2 separate regions of the Mus musculus genome follow, and region 2 is linked to region 1. A link is a loop called in an ENCODE intact Hi-C map of the cell type or tissue named here. Cell type or tissue: heart. All regions are shown on one strand. Each heading gives the region's core, and the rest is flanking DNA. Links, peaks and the distances in the headings are about the cores only.

Region 1 (7,988 bases), core at 1-5,000:
TTTGCTAGTTAACACAGTTAAATGGTATTTTTTTAAACCAAGAGTTGAATCTTTGCCAACAAGCTATGAGGAAAAAAAAAACCCTATATGATCGATTGATTGACTGATTGATTGATTTTCTGTATTACTTACTTAAGTTAAAAAAAAAAATTGCTGAGGCACCATTGAAGGGCATTTATTCCCTTCCTGACCTTCAGTGTTTTCTGAGTCATGAGTTTGAGTCAACTCTGGACCACATAATTAAAACAAACAAACAAACAAACAAACAAACAAACAAAAATACTGGTAAATAGAAGACAAGAAGAGCTGGTTTTAGTCTTAGTAACTTCTGCTCAATGTTTGCAGTGGTAAATGGCAGGGGTTGGGGCTGGCTCCCCCCGCTCCCCCCCACATCAATTATAGAAGCAACTTCACTGTGCAGAGCTGACCTTGCCTATAGAAGATGAACAGCCATGAATCTCATCAACTGATACAGTACAGGGAGAAACAGGGAAGCCTGGTGTTTTACTCAAGGCCAGTCTTAAAACATGAGCTGCAGTGCTTCAAAACACTGACTGACACACAACCTAAGAAGCTGGGGAGGGGATAGTACCTCATGTAAGGATCCACAGAGAGGAACAGGGCTTCCAGCAGGACCTCTACAAAACAAAGCATTCCAGACATAGTTACAGACCTGGTGGCTACAATATTCTGGCATTCTGAATAAACGAGCCTACTCTTTCTGCTTAGGGGCAGAAGATACCATTCATAATTAAACCTACCGTGCTGCCAATGGACTCCAGAGCCTTGTGCATGTGAGAGAAACGCTCTTACCAAGAGCTTCACGTCCAGCTCCCCACCCGTGCTCTCTACTGACGATAAGAAGGACTTTCCATTCGGAGCAGCCCAGCTGTTGATGGTGACGATGATAATGCTACTTTTATTATTTTAGAGGGATCCATTTGTTTGCTGTTTTCAACTATTGGCCCATCCTATTTAAGGTCAAGGTGAGTAACTTACTCAAGGCCACATTAGTAACTACCTCAGGACAGTGTTCATGTAGTGTCTTAATTGGCTTTCTACTATTGTGATAAAGACCATGATCAAAACCAACTTGGAAAAGGAAGGGTTTGTGTCCCCTTACACACCCCATCACAGTCCATTATAAAGGGACATCAGGGTAGGGACTCCAGGAAGGAACCTGGAGGCAGGAGTTGAAGCAGAGGCCATAAAGGAACCCTGCTTACTGGCTTACTCTCATGACTTATTCAGTCCGCTTTCTTCTCTATACCATCACCTCTGCAGGGATGTCACTGCCTAAAGTGAGCTGAGCCCTCCTCTATGACCTGTCCTTCCAGAATGTTCTAGAGAAAATGTCTAAGACTTGCCTACAGGCAACTTGACAAAGCCATTTTCCTTAGCTGAGGTTCTTCTTCCCAGATAACTCTAGCTCCTGTCAACGTGACAGAAAAACTAACCAGGAAACATCGTGTTTTATTACCTACCTCAAGGAATACCAAAGAAGATGGGCCTTTGTTAGAGTGACTTCCAACTGTGTATTTTCTGAAACTCTGGATCCAAGTTTTGGCCACTGCACCTTAAACTTGGACAGTGACTCTGGCATGAACAGCGCCTGCATCCTGTTCTCAAAGGCTTGCTCACTGCGGCACCCCACAGACAGCCCTCATAGTCTGGTCTCTGGCAGGGCACAACTGCTCAACTCACTGTCACCATCAGACTTGCAGGGACACAGGAGACTTCCTCCTCTGTCAAAGCCATGAAGGTTAAGGTACCCAGGTATACCCAGGTATGAGCTGCATCAAAGAAACTTCCTACCTGGGGACAGGGCACATTAAAGCTTCAAAGAAAGAAAGAAAAAAAAAACTAAAAAGATTTATGTGGCAGATTGCAAAATGGACACGGATACCTCCCACCACTGTGTCCTGGCCTTCCGGTCAAGAAATCTGTGGGCTGTGAATGTAGCCCAGTGGTTACCTCAGATCATGGCGAGGAAGAGGTAGCCAAAATAGATAGATAGATAGATAGATAGATAGATAGATAGATAGATAGATAGATAGAAACAAAAAAGAAAGAAAGAAAAAGAAAAAAAGGAATTTGCCAGCCTTTAAATCTGGACAACTTACTTAGATCTATGGGATTTTTAAGAAAAGTACTATAAGTAGAAGCTTGAAAAGTTCTCAAACTTTGGAGTTTGCCAACCCCAGGCTGTTCTAGATCCACCACAGAACCACACTGCAGGGAAGGAACCCAATCTGGCCTCCCGGAACGGCAGCCTGAGCCGCAGGAAGCCTGCTATCCTTAGAATGACAATGAGACTTTTATACTAGTCAAACTGCTAACACAGAGAACTGTAAACTAATTAAAAAAAAAAAAACTATTGTCTGAAGTCAAATGGCGGGACTCTCTTTTCTGCAGCAGATGCAAACTGTTGCAGCCCCCACTAAGATCTCCCTTACCTCCATTATTTAAGGGTGGGAGCTCAGTCGTCTTCAACTCGAAGTTACCGTCCGTAGGGAAGCCTTCGAAGTGCTTCTTCAGGGTCCAGCTCTTGGCCTGCACCATCCTGGTATACCTAGAACATGGTAAACGTGGACTCAATGACCATCTTAGAGCCCCTGGGCATAGCACTGAAGCTGGGAAACATAGCCCTATTATCATTTAGCATATTATCATTCTATTACATTCATTGAGAACTTTCTGGCATTATGCTAAGCACTTCACGTGTCTGATCTCATTTTATTCCCATGATTTTCCTGTCAAGACTCAGGTGTGTAGATGCGGAAACAGGCTAAAACAAACACTCAAAGCAAAGAAAAATGTAACCTGGAAAATTCTGTCCGGGCCATGCTGGAATTTCTCTAGAACATTAAACAACTAATGGACGTGCAAAGTCCTGCAGTTCCTCACCTCTCCTGCTGTGACTCCTCAGGAAAGCCTCAAATACAGAGAACCAAAGACCACAGGTTTGTTTTGTCTTTTTCCTACAGAAGCATGGACCTCATAGCCACTAGGGGGCGCAGCGGCTCCATCTAATTTTCTCTGGTTTTGGCTCCAAGGTGGAAATCAATTATTTGGTTTCATCTTGCCTCCAGGCAAAACCAACAGACAAAGGAGCTAGTGCTTTCAAGGGTTAGAAACCCAGACCAACCCATCATCACGTGGGACCCCAGTGAATTCTTCAGATAAGCAATCAAGGCTAACCAGTTAGTTCACCCTGGACATAGGGTGGAGAGCCAATCCAAAGCCCTACCCTTCCTTCCTATTGGCTTGTAGCTGTTTGCAACGTGGGTTCTCGAAACCCAGGCTGGCCTTAGTGATCTTACAATCCGAGCTTCATGAGAACCATTATGTGGCCTGGTAATCGGAACCGAACCCTATACAAGTGATCTTAACGTCTGAGTCATCTCTCCAGCCTCCATGTCACCTGCCCTGCAAAGTAAGATTTTTTTTTAATTGACAAATTTAAACTTACCTTGATAGGACACAGTGTCTGCAATGTAGAGTGCCTAACATACCCATCGCCTTCTTTAGCTTCTATTTTCATGAGAAATAATCTGCTTGGTTTGAACTATTATTATTATTATTATATATCATTATTGTTTAAAGAGCCACACTCATGTTTCTGTACCCTTTCACAAATACTTTTAGCCCTTTTCAGCCTCTAATAACTATCATTTCACCCCATATTCATGAGTTCAACTTGTTTTTCTTTTTCTTAGATTTTTGTTTTGGTTTGGTTTAGTTTTTCTGAGACAGAGTTTTTCTGTATAGCCTTGGCTGTCCTGGAATTCACTCTGTAGACCAAGCTGGCCTCGAACTCAGAAATCCGCCTGCCTCTGCCTCCCAAGTGCTGGGACTAAAGGATGTGCCACCACTGCCCAGCTCAACTTGTTTTTCTGATTACAGCGCCCGTCTGTGTAGCCAAGGCTGGCCTTGAACTCACTATAGCAGAAGCTATCTTGGAACCTTCCATCCTCTTGCTTCTACATGCCAAGATATAACAGGCATGCTCGCTCAGGTTTAATCTAGTTTACTGTTATTACTAGTTCGTGTGTACATGATGCAGGTGTGTGGGTGAGGGCGCTTGCGTGTCACCGAGAGCCTAAAGCGACTTCAGGAGTGGGTTCCCGCCTTCCACCCGTGGTTTCAGGGATCGAACTCAAGTCATGGGACTTGTGTGATAAGCACTTTCACACGCGGAGACATCTATTTCACAGGCGGGTTTCCCTTGTGTTTTAAGAATACATAATTCCGTCTCTTTTTCCAAAAAGGCAGCGCCTGGTCCTTCTGAAGTCGCCACAGGTCTAGTAGGTCCCCCTTGCAAAGGGTCCTCTCCGTACATGGCCTGACTTGCAAGTGTAGCTTTCACTGCGCATGCGCAAATCCCCACCCCTGTCTTCTCTTTTGAATCAGTTTGGCAATCCTGCAAACTCTGTTGCCCAGGCCTTCCTGGGTGCTGGCAGTCGCGCTCCATGCACCCACAACGGAACAGGCAGCCAGACTTTGCCCTATTCCTAGTGCGGGTCTCAATCTCTTCAAGGGCGTGCAGGACCGCGAGACGACCCCGGCCTCCCTAACTTCCTAAGTGCAGAACCCAGGAGTCGCCGAGTACCGGTGGGGTGGATTGGGGGTGCCTGCCGTGCTCACTTGCTCAACCAGGCTCTAGATGCTCGGCGGGGAGAAAGAAGGGGTTGGAGGAGGGAAGAGAGAAAAGAGAGGGCTCAAATAGAGTAGTGTAGAGTCTACTTACACAAGCTCACAGAAACTCCTTCCCGGGAGACCGCTCTGAATGCTTCGCAAAGCGCCCAGGACTTGACTTATACTGGGCGGTCGGTGAGGGCGGGGCTTCTCCAGGGAGGGGCAACTTCTGGAAGCTTTGGAGCTTCTGCCCACACACAGCAGGGAAGGGACATTGGGAGGGGTGTGTGTGTGTGTTTAAATATTTTTTTTCTTTTTTGCTTAAGTTCACAATTTATGTTTGCATCAGAAGCAAAGAAAACAAGAAACTACTACACAGTTAATTCAGGAAAAATCCTACCACCTCTGGCCAGCATTAGTTAAGCCAGCTGCTGCTGCTGACTACTTCCTGTCGTGAGGCCGGTGCTAGGTTCTCTGAAACCTTAACAAAGAAGGTGTGCAGTCATGGCATCTAAAAATATATTTCGTAAAGAATAAGGTGAAATAAAATGTAGTTGTGGCAGTGGGGAGATGGAGTCTGCATTGCTTGCTTCCAGCAGCCTGGTGTCCCCAGATCAAGAATCCCGTTCAGGTTAAGTCCCAAAGACAGCTAGTTTATTAATGGTGAGGGAAAACACTTGCTTTCGATGTAAGGATGTAAGCAGAACATTTAGAAATCTATGCTCCCGGGCAATGCCTAAGTCACAGCGCTCAAAGAATATAATTTGCACCTAAGCTTAACTATGGAAGGGGGTGGGGTGCAAGCTGGTTTACTCTGTCCTAAAGACCGCCCTTCTGTAAAGGAAACGTTAGGGAGGCTTCCTGAGGACCGTTGCTCAGGCTCACGGCAGAGAGAGCACCCAGTTCATTAAAAAAAAAAAACAAAAACAAAAAAACAAAAAAACTCTTAAGTCACAAACATTCGTTGAACAATCTTGCTTGAGGTGATGGGCTCAGAACCCCCCCCCCCCCCACCACCACCACCTTCTCCTTAGGCGACCTTGACCTTTTATCTTGGAGTTTCTGATCCCCATAGGGAACCTACCCAGGTTTTTGAGCGATCAGCTTCTCTCCCTTCCTGTCCCTCTTATTTTCCATCTTTGTGTCTCACCTTAGGACCAGCCTGTGGGAGAATGGGTGCCAGATCTCAGCGACTTGTTCATTGATGGGTCACCAAGACTCAGGCTAACTTCCTAAGCCATGCCATAGTGCAAAAATGTTTTAACTCTTTAGTCGCCATCACCCCTTCTTTAGTCTCCGTCTTCTTTTCGTCTTCTTTGAATCCACGGTTTTTACTGTCACTGACTGCTTTTCATTCCTTTGCTCTGGTCATTCAGGAATACATAGAAAGGACTTTTCTGGTTTTTAACCAAATTGGAGTCCTTCTATTTCTTTGTTTACTTATGTGTTCATTTGGTTGAACCCCAGGCCTCACAGATGTCCAGTCTGTACTCTGCCACTGAGCTGTGTCCCCAGCCTCGAGGTTTTTTGGAAGGGGTGAGGGAAGTCTGATTTAATGTCACAGACATCTTCCAAATAGACAGATATAGTTTATTATTTGTTTATTCTATTGTATCGTATTATTCCCTAACTGAGGTATACAACCACTAATTCCTCAAGGCTGGAGTTGCTTCTTCTGGTGTTCTGCTCCATGACTACAATCTATAATGCACCCTTGTATGAAGAACTCCATTATTCTAACACCTTTATCTCCATAGGCATCAAGTATAGAATGTCTTTTGATTGCTAGGTTATACCCCACAATCTAAAAATCCACATTTTACGCAATTTCTCTGGTAAGGACTGAATTCTGCCCCCATTCATTCCATCCCATCCTAGCTCAGGCTATAAATATATTTGGAGAAAGGATCATTAAAAGAAAAAAATTAAATGACTTCATATGAGTGCACTATATCAGGGACTTAGGTAAGAGTCTGCTGCTGCCTCGGTTTGAGAAGGCTCTGGAGAGGGAGGGGCTTAAATACAGGTGTCAGTTAGGACTCAAATTCCTTGTGACCATGTCTTCACGGGGCCTCAGGCATGTACAGTTACCAAAGGAGCAACACCCAAGCCCTGCCTGCTCTTGTGTAACATGGACTCTGTCCAAAAGAAAGAGAGACACAGAGATAGACAGAGACACAGAGACAGAGAAATGGGAGCAAACAAAGAAATAAATAACAGAGAAACAGAGAAAAAATGAAGGTTGAAAAAAGGAACAAACAAAAGAGAAAAAAAGAAGATGAGAAGAAAGGAAAAGAACACAAAAAAACAACTACACACCACACATACACACACTCACATGTGCACACCATGCATGCACACATACACACACACAGGTGCACACACATGCACCACACATACACACAACTGGAACGTGTCAGAATAGTTACCTGTGGTAAGAAGAGTAAGAAATGGATATTTTTCCAAACACATAAATTGAGAAAAAAGGAAGAGAGAGAAACAGCTGAGCTGGGGTAATGTGCTGTAAACGCCAGTGGTTATGAAAAACTCCACCCTTTGGCCCCAAGGTCCACAGTCACACATGAGCAGTTTAGAAACCACAACACACTCTGTCTCATCTTCTTAACAGAAGACAAGGAAAGATTCCCACGGACACCATCAGACTGTTGCTTTGTTTCTCTGATAGTTGGTCCACGGGGTGACATCTGATTACAACATGTCTTTCCCATTTAGGGCAAGGACGGTTATGGCTTCCTCTATTCTCTGGCAAAAACAATTGGAGCAGCAGATGGTATGAGCACAGAGTCTGATGTGAGCACTCTCCAGTTATTCCTTCTTGCTAGGTCCAGTGGCAGACTTGTGGGCTGCCAGCCCATCACGATCTCTTCTCTCTCTTTTCTGGACCGCATGCATACCCTAGTGTTGTTAGTGCAGCAAGGAGCCCAGGCAAATGACTGTCTCACTCTTTATGGCTGGGGTTGGGTTCCAGTTCTAAACAGTATGCAGAAGCCTAATGAGGATAGAGCTTTTAAGAAAATGGCTGTTTACTGGTAAAATAAAAAGAAACATATTCAACGGGCGTGATTCTTTTTCTCTTTGTCCTTCCTGCCCGAAGTGTGGAGACGCCACCAAGTATTCCAATATCCTCTTGTGACCACATGAAGGGAAGCCATTCACTGTATACATCAGTAGAGGAGGATAAAAGGCATGTGGATCGCTGAGCGTTTGGCCAGCTCTGGGATTCCTACTTTGGAGTCCTCTATGGGGACTGAGGGATGGGCTTTTTAAGACCCTGTGGGCTTGGTTTCTTGAACTATAGAATGCAGACTTGACCTGGGGAAGCGCAAGGC
Region 2 (5,000 bases), core at 1-5,000, 52 kb after region 1:
ATTCAACCGGGACGCCCGTGGTTGGATTGGGGAGGGGCCTTGAAGCTTTTTTAAAGTAATTAAACCAATGCTTTAAAGTCTTTGGGCTTTGAAGTTTAGCAAGCTCATCCATATTGCCTTTATGCACTACCCAGCTTATGCACTACCCAGTGCAGACAGATACGGTGGTGTATAAGATGGCGATATAGTTATTACATAGTAAGTGTAAAAAAAAAACAAAAGGAAACAAGAAAACTAAAAAACCTCAAGTTTTAACGTAATGGTCTCAGTTTTGTAAAACCAATGTGCACACTTAAAAAACTCGGGAGAAGACTGGAAACAATGGCCATAGATAGTGGGTGAGAGGGCTGGTGTAATTTCATTCCATATCAGACCAACGAGCAGGATATCCTTGAAGGTTTGACTAGCTCTTCGGTGAAGTCCTAGTGTCCTTCCCTTCGCAGCGCAGGCGCCACCTAGGTTTGTTCCGAGGCACCGGCGACCGGGGCCGGGCAGCTCGCGACCCCAGCGCGGGGACAGCGGGGCGGGCGCGGCGGCTACCCCGCCCCGGGGCGGCACCCCGCTCGGCGGTCGTTCCTCCCAGCCGAACCAGCCTCGCGCAGCCTTAGCCGCCATGTCTTCCGGGGCCAGCGTGAGCGCCCTGCAGCGCCTGGTGGAGCAGCTGAAGCTGGAGGCTGGCGTGGAGAGGATCAAGGTGAGCGTTCGTCCAGCCGGACCCCAGCGCCAGCCCCACGGGCGACCGAGCGGCCCGCAGGAGACCGCGGCCTGGCGGGAGTGGGAGCTACCGGGCCGGGCGCGCACCGGGGCCTCGGGTGCTCGCGAGCCGCGCGTGGATGCGGGGTGGTTTCAGGCCGAATCCCGGGTGCTTCTGGCGACACAGCCTGTCCCAGGGACCAGGTCCGATGGCTCCGTGGGCGTGTCTACAACAGGCTGGCGACACGCTGGCGACCTGGACTCTGCCCACCCGGCTGCGGGAGGATGATGCTTAGAGATGGGGAGGGAGGCCACCGAATGAACAGATGCGAGCGAGATGGATGCTGGAGAAGGATGCTCTGCCTTCCTCTGCTGCCCCATGGGGGATCCTTGAGAGTTGAGGAAGTGAGTTCCGTTTTGGATCTGTGGATTTTACAGAGGTATCCAGGAGAGATTTCGTTGTGTGGACAGACGGCCACAGAAAAAGGCCGAAAGAGGTCATTAAAATATATGAGCGTGAAATAGACAAAGAGCGGAACTTGTAGCGTGCTGCCAGGGACAGTTCAAAGGAGGAAGGTGAGTTGGATTGTCAGGAGAGGGGTGGGGAGGCTAGAGAGATGGCTCAGCTCACTGACTGCTGTTCTGGACGACTCCGGTTCAATTCCCAGCACACACCCAAGGTTGCTCACAACCGTCTGTAACGTCAGTTTCAGGGGACCCGATGTCTTCCTCTGGCTTCCTCAGGCACCAGGCATGCACAAGGTGTGCACAAACATGCAGGCAAAACACCCGCGAGATAAAATTAAAATGAAGGCCCGCAAACACAGCCAAGGATTTACTCTGTTGGCTGAATGTGTGATTGGCAGCTAGTGTGATTCCAAGTGTGTGGGTAGGTATGGACACACCATCATGCTAGTCAGTTCCCTCTGTTTTAGCCCTCGACCTGGTGCTACTCCAGGGAATAGGGAACTCGGGTGGATACGGTAAACTAATACACAAAATTATTTCAGACAACCAGGGACAAGAGGCGCGCAGTACAGAGATGTGCCAGTAAGGTGTAGGGGAAGCCCGACAGGTTAAAAATAAAAAAGTTTTAAAGAAATAACTTCCTTTTTTTCTTCGAAAATAAAAAGGGTTTTGGGTTGATAGGAAAGATTTTTTTTATTTTGTCAAGGAAAATGGAGGCAAGGTGACTGTAGAAGAAACAAGGGTTTGGGGTGACATCTTCGGGGACAGGAAAAAAGGAGATGTGTATAAAGTGCCTCTGATTACGGATTACAGCTTTTGGCGATGGCTGTCTTGTGAAACAGGAAGCTGTGTTTTCTTGTGGGACAGTGAACCAGGAGTTAGCAAAGGGCGAAGGAAGTGCTTACTGTCCACGGTGGAGCTCACCAGCCTGGGCAGTCACAGCCTTGACACCCAGATAGGAGGCCTGTACCGCTTGTGGTTCCTTTTTCCTCGCTAGTATCTGACCACCAAGGATTTTGAGGGCGAAAAACTAAAGAAGTTTGATCCAGACCGTGGATGAGCAAGAAGTATGCCAGAAAGTAAGGGTGGGGTCAGAGGCCTCGGTCTGGCTGGAAAAGGCTGAATTTTGAACCCAGACTAGAAAGAGAACGATCAAAGCCATACAGGGGGCAGCGACACCTAGTGGTCATTGTGAGTTCAGGGTAAGAGAGATTGAAGCTGTGGTCCCTTACTTTCCAAAGGGAGCAGTTGTTGGCTGGAGCTCCCAGCAGAGAACAAGGCTGTGTGAGGAGAGAAAATGGGGAACTAAAAGTAGAGTTGTTGAAAGTGTACGGTATCATTGAGCATCAGACCTGGAAGGAAAACTGAATCAAATGCCTGCTCACCCTGTGGACACGAGGGAAGAGACTCTTTTTTTTTTTTTTTTTTTTTTTTTTAAAGATTTATTTATTTATTATATGTAAGTACACTGTAGCTGTCTTCAGACACTCCAGAAGAGGGCGTCAGATCTTGTTACAGATGGTTGTGAGCCACCATGTGGTTGCTGGGATTTGAACTCTGGACCTTCGGAAGAGCAGTCGGGTGCTCTTACCCACTGAGCCATCTCACCAGCCCGGGGGAAGAGACTCTTAACTGCACTTGACAGGGCATTGTGGAGGTAACACAGACACACAGAGAGAGAGAGAGAGAGAGAGAGAGAGAGAGAGATTAACAGTTAGGTGAACGTGGGCAGCAGTCACATCCCAGAATCTAGTCAGCTTCATTTCAGGGCTCAGCCTTGGATGTTCTTGGCACACTGAGACACATACACCAGGCACAGGTTTTCTAGAGTCCCTTCCCAGGGACTGCAAAGCTTGCTGTCCTGAGGAATCCTCTGGAGTTGAGTCAGATAACCCAGGAGGGACAGACAACCCAACCTCATGGCAGGGGACAGCTTGCAGGGTTTGAGGTTTTCTCCCTCACAGAGTCTCTCCCTCGCCCCTGCTGAGGGTCCTGACCGACCTTAGTTTGTTTCTCCGAGCATCCCCCCTTTATCTTTATCACCATGACCTTTATGCTAGGCTCTGGTTGGCCTCCTTTCCCCAGGGTCCTGAGAGAGGCTCCTACTCCCCACATGTGGAGTTTACCCAGATCCCTGATACACAATCTCTGCACAGGATTGGTTCTGCATTTCTTTGAAAATCAATAATTTACATAAGATCATTAGCTCTAATTATAATTAATGTGAAAACATTAAGTTTCAATTGATGGAAAATTTGGCTTAAATGTTAGTCTGGTTATATTGTATTTTATATACTACTAATTAAAAGTTCTAGCTCTAAAAGCAAATTCCTAAGGCCTTTCAGAAACTTGGTGGCAACTGGAAACATATGGTAAGCAGCTGTAACATACATGTAATATACACGTAACGTTATTACACGTTACAAGTTTTCTGTTGCTAATAGCCAAGTACCTCAGACAGAGTAACATTTTTTTTTCTTGTTTTTTCAAGACAGAGTTTCTTTCTCTGTGTAGCCCTGGCTGTCCTGGAGCTCACTCTATAGATCAGGCTGGCCTCGAACTCAGAAATCCTCCTGCCTCTGCCTCCCAAGTGCTGGGATTAAAGGCATGCGCCACCACTGCCCAGCTCAGAGTAACATTTTTAAAAAGTTTATTTTAGCTTATGGTTCTGGAGGGTCCAAGGTCTACCCTCTTGGAGCTGGAGAGATGGCTCAGTGATTAAGAGCACTGGCTATTCCTGCTGAGGTCCTGAGTTTAATTCTCAGCACCCACACAGTGGCTCACAACAGTCTATAATATAGTCTCATAGAATCCAATGTCCTCTTCTGGGGTGCAGTTGTACATGCAGATAAAACACCCATATATAAAAAAATACATAAACAAGTTTCCACCCTTCATAGTGGAGATTAAATTCCAACATATAAGCCTTTGAAGGACAAACTCAAACCGTGGCTAAAACACAATATCCCTGTTTTATTGATGGTGATGATTAGTGTTGCTGTGTTTGTGTTTTGTCCTAGGGACTGACTCCAGGGCCTCCCTTGTGCTAGGCAAGCATTCTGTCACTGAGCCCCACCTCAGCCCCAGAGACCACAATCTTAACCAGCAAACTGTACTTTCTGAACAGCATAGAAGAGTAATTCTGTCACTTGTTTGGCACAGACTGGACAAAGCCCCAGCCTTGTTCACATGGCAAATTTAGATTATTTGTCCTGGGAACTTGAGAATGAGCCATTTCCTTACCAATTTGGTCTTAAAACTAGAATTCTAAATGGATTAAAGTTGCATTTCCTTTGTCAATGAAGTCCAAAAGTATCCTACCCTCAATCGTAGAGAGTTTAGTCTTCCATGGTGGGACTGAGTGGCTGGAGTAAGCAGACAGCCTTGGATGATGACAGTGGTGTCCCACCTCAGGCTGGCTCACACTGTGCTGTGTCTCAGGTCTCCCAGGCAGCTGCAGAGCTTCAGCAGTACTGCATACAGAATGCATGCAAGGACGCCCTGCTGCTCGGTGTTCCGGCTGGAAGCAACCCCTTCCGGGAGCCCAGGTCCTGTGCTCTACTTTGAAGACTGGTGAGTTGGGGTTCGCTGTGTCATCTTGGGGCCATAGTGTCTTCAGGGCGCTGCCCAAAGGATTTAGATGACAGAGGTTAAGAAAGACTCAGAATGCTGCCCTGCCCGATGGGTACTTCTGGGCTGTAGCTACCCTGTCTGTGATATGTTGTCGCCTTATGCACACAAGCTCTTTAGCTGAGCTGACCAGCCATATTTCCTGACCTTAATTCCCTCTGCCCCTACAGCATCCCAGAGTTGTGATCTACTCACTGGTGTTACCCACT

Evidence for each region. A loop is a pair of places that touch in the nucleus more often than their neighbours do. Peaks named below come from ENCODE experiments on the same cell type or tissue, not always from the same donor. Only the 100,000 strongest peaks of a DNase experiment are listed, where the experiment ranks them.
Region 2: a loop joins it to region 1, with 7 times the contacts of the local background. A loop is called at or near these places in 18 of 42 quality-filtered maps.

What each region holds. Positions count from the first base shown.
Region 1 is chr4:58,982,288-58,990,275 of GRCm38, forward strand. It overlaps Ptgr1 (prostaglandin reductase 1), which reads right to left and starts at 4,791. Exons shown (of 10, transcript NM_025968.3): 1 at 4,751-4,791; 2 at 2,457-2,572; 3 at 593-638. The coding sequence starts at 2,562. In heart, for the core only: a CTCF peak has its summit at 3,001 (motif pointing right); DNase peaks (open chromatin) are centred at 3,224, 4,394 and 4,824; H3K4me3 peaks cover 1,048 bases; H3K27ac peaks cover 856 bases.
Region 2 is chr4:59,034,625-59,039,624 of GRCm38, forward strand. It overlaps Gng10 (guanine nucleotide binding protein (G protein), gamma 10), which reads left to right and starts at 532. Exons shown (of 3, transcript NM_025277.3): 1 at 532-694; 2 at 4,603-4,734. The coding sequence starts at 614. The coding sequence ends at 4,728. In heart, for the core only: CTCF peaks have their summits at 440 and 2,344 (motif pointing left); DNase peaks (open chromatin) are centred at 557, 1,007, 1,537 and 2,227; H3K4me3 peaks cover 1,320 bases; H3K27ac peaks cover 765 bases.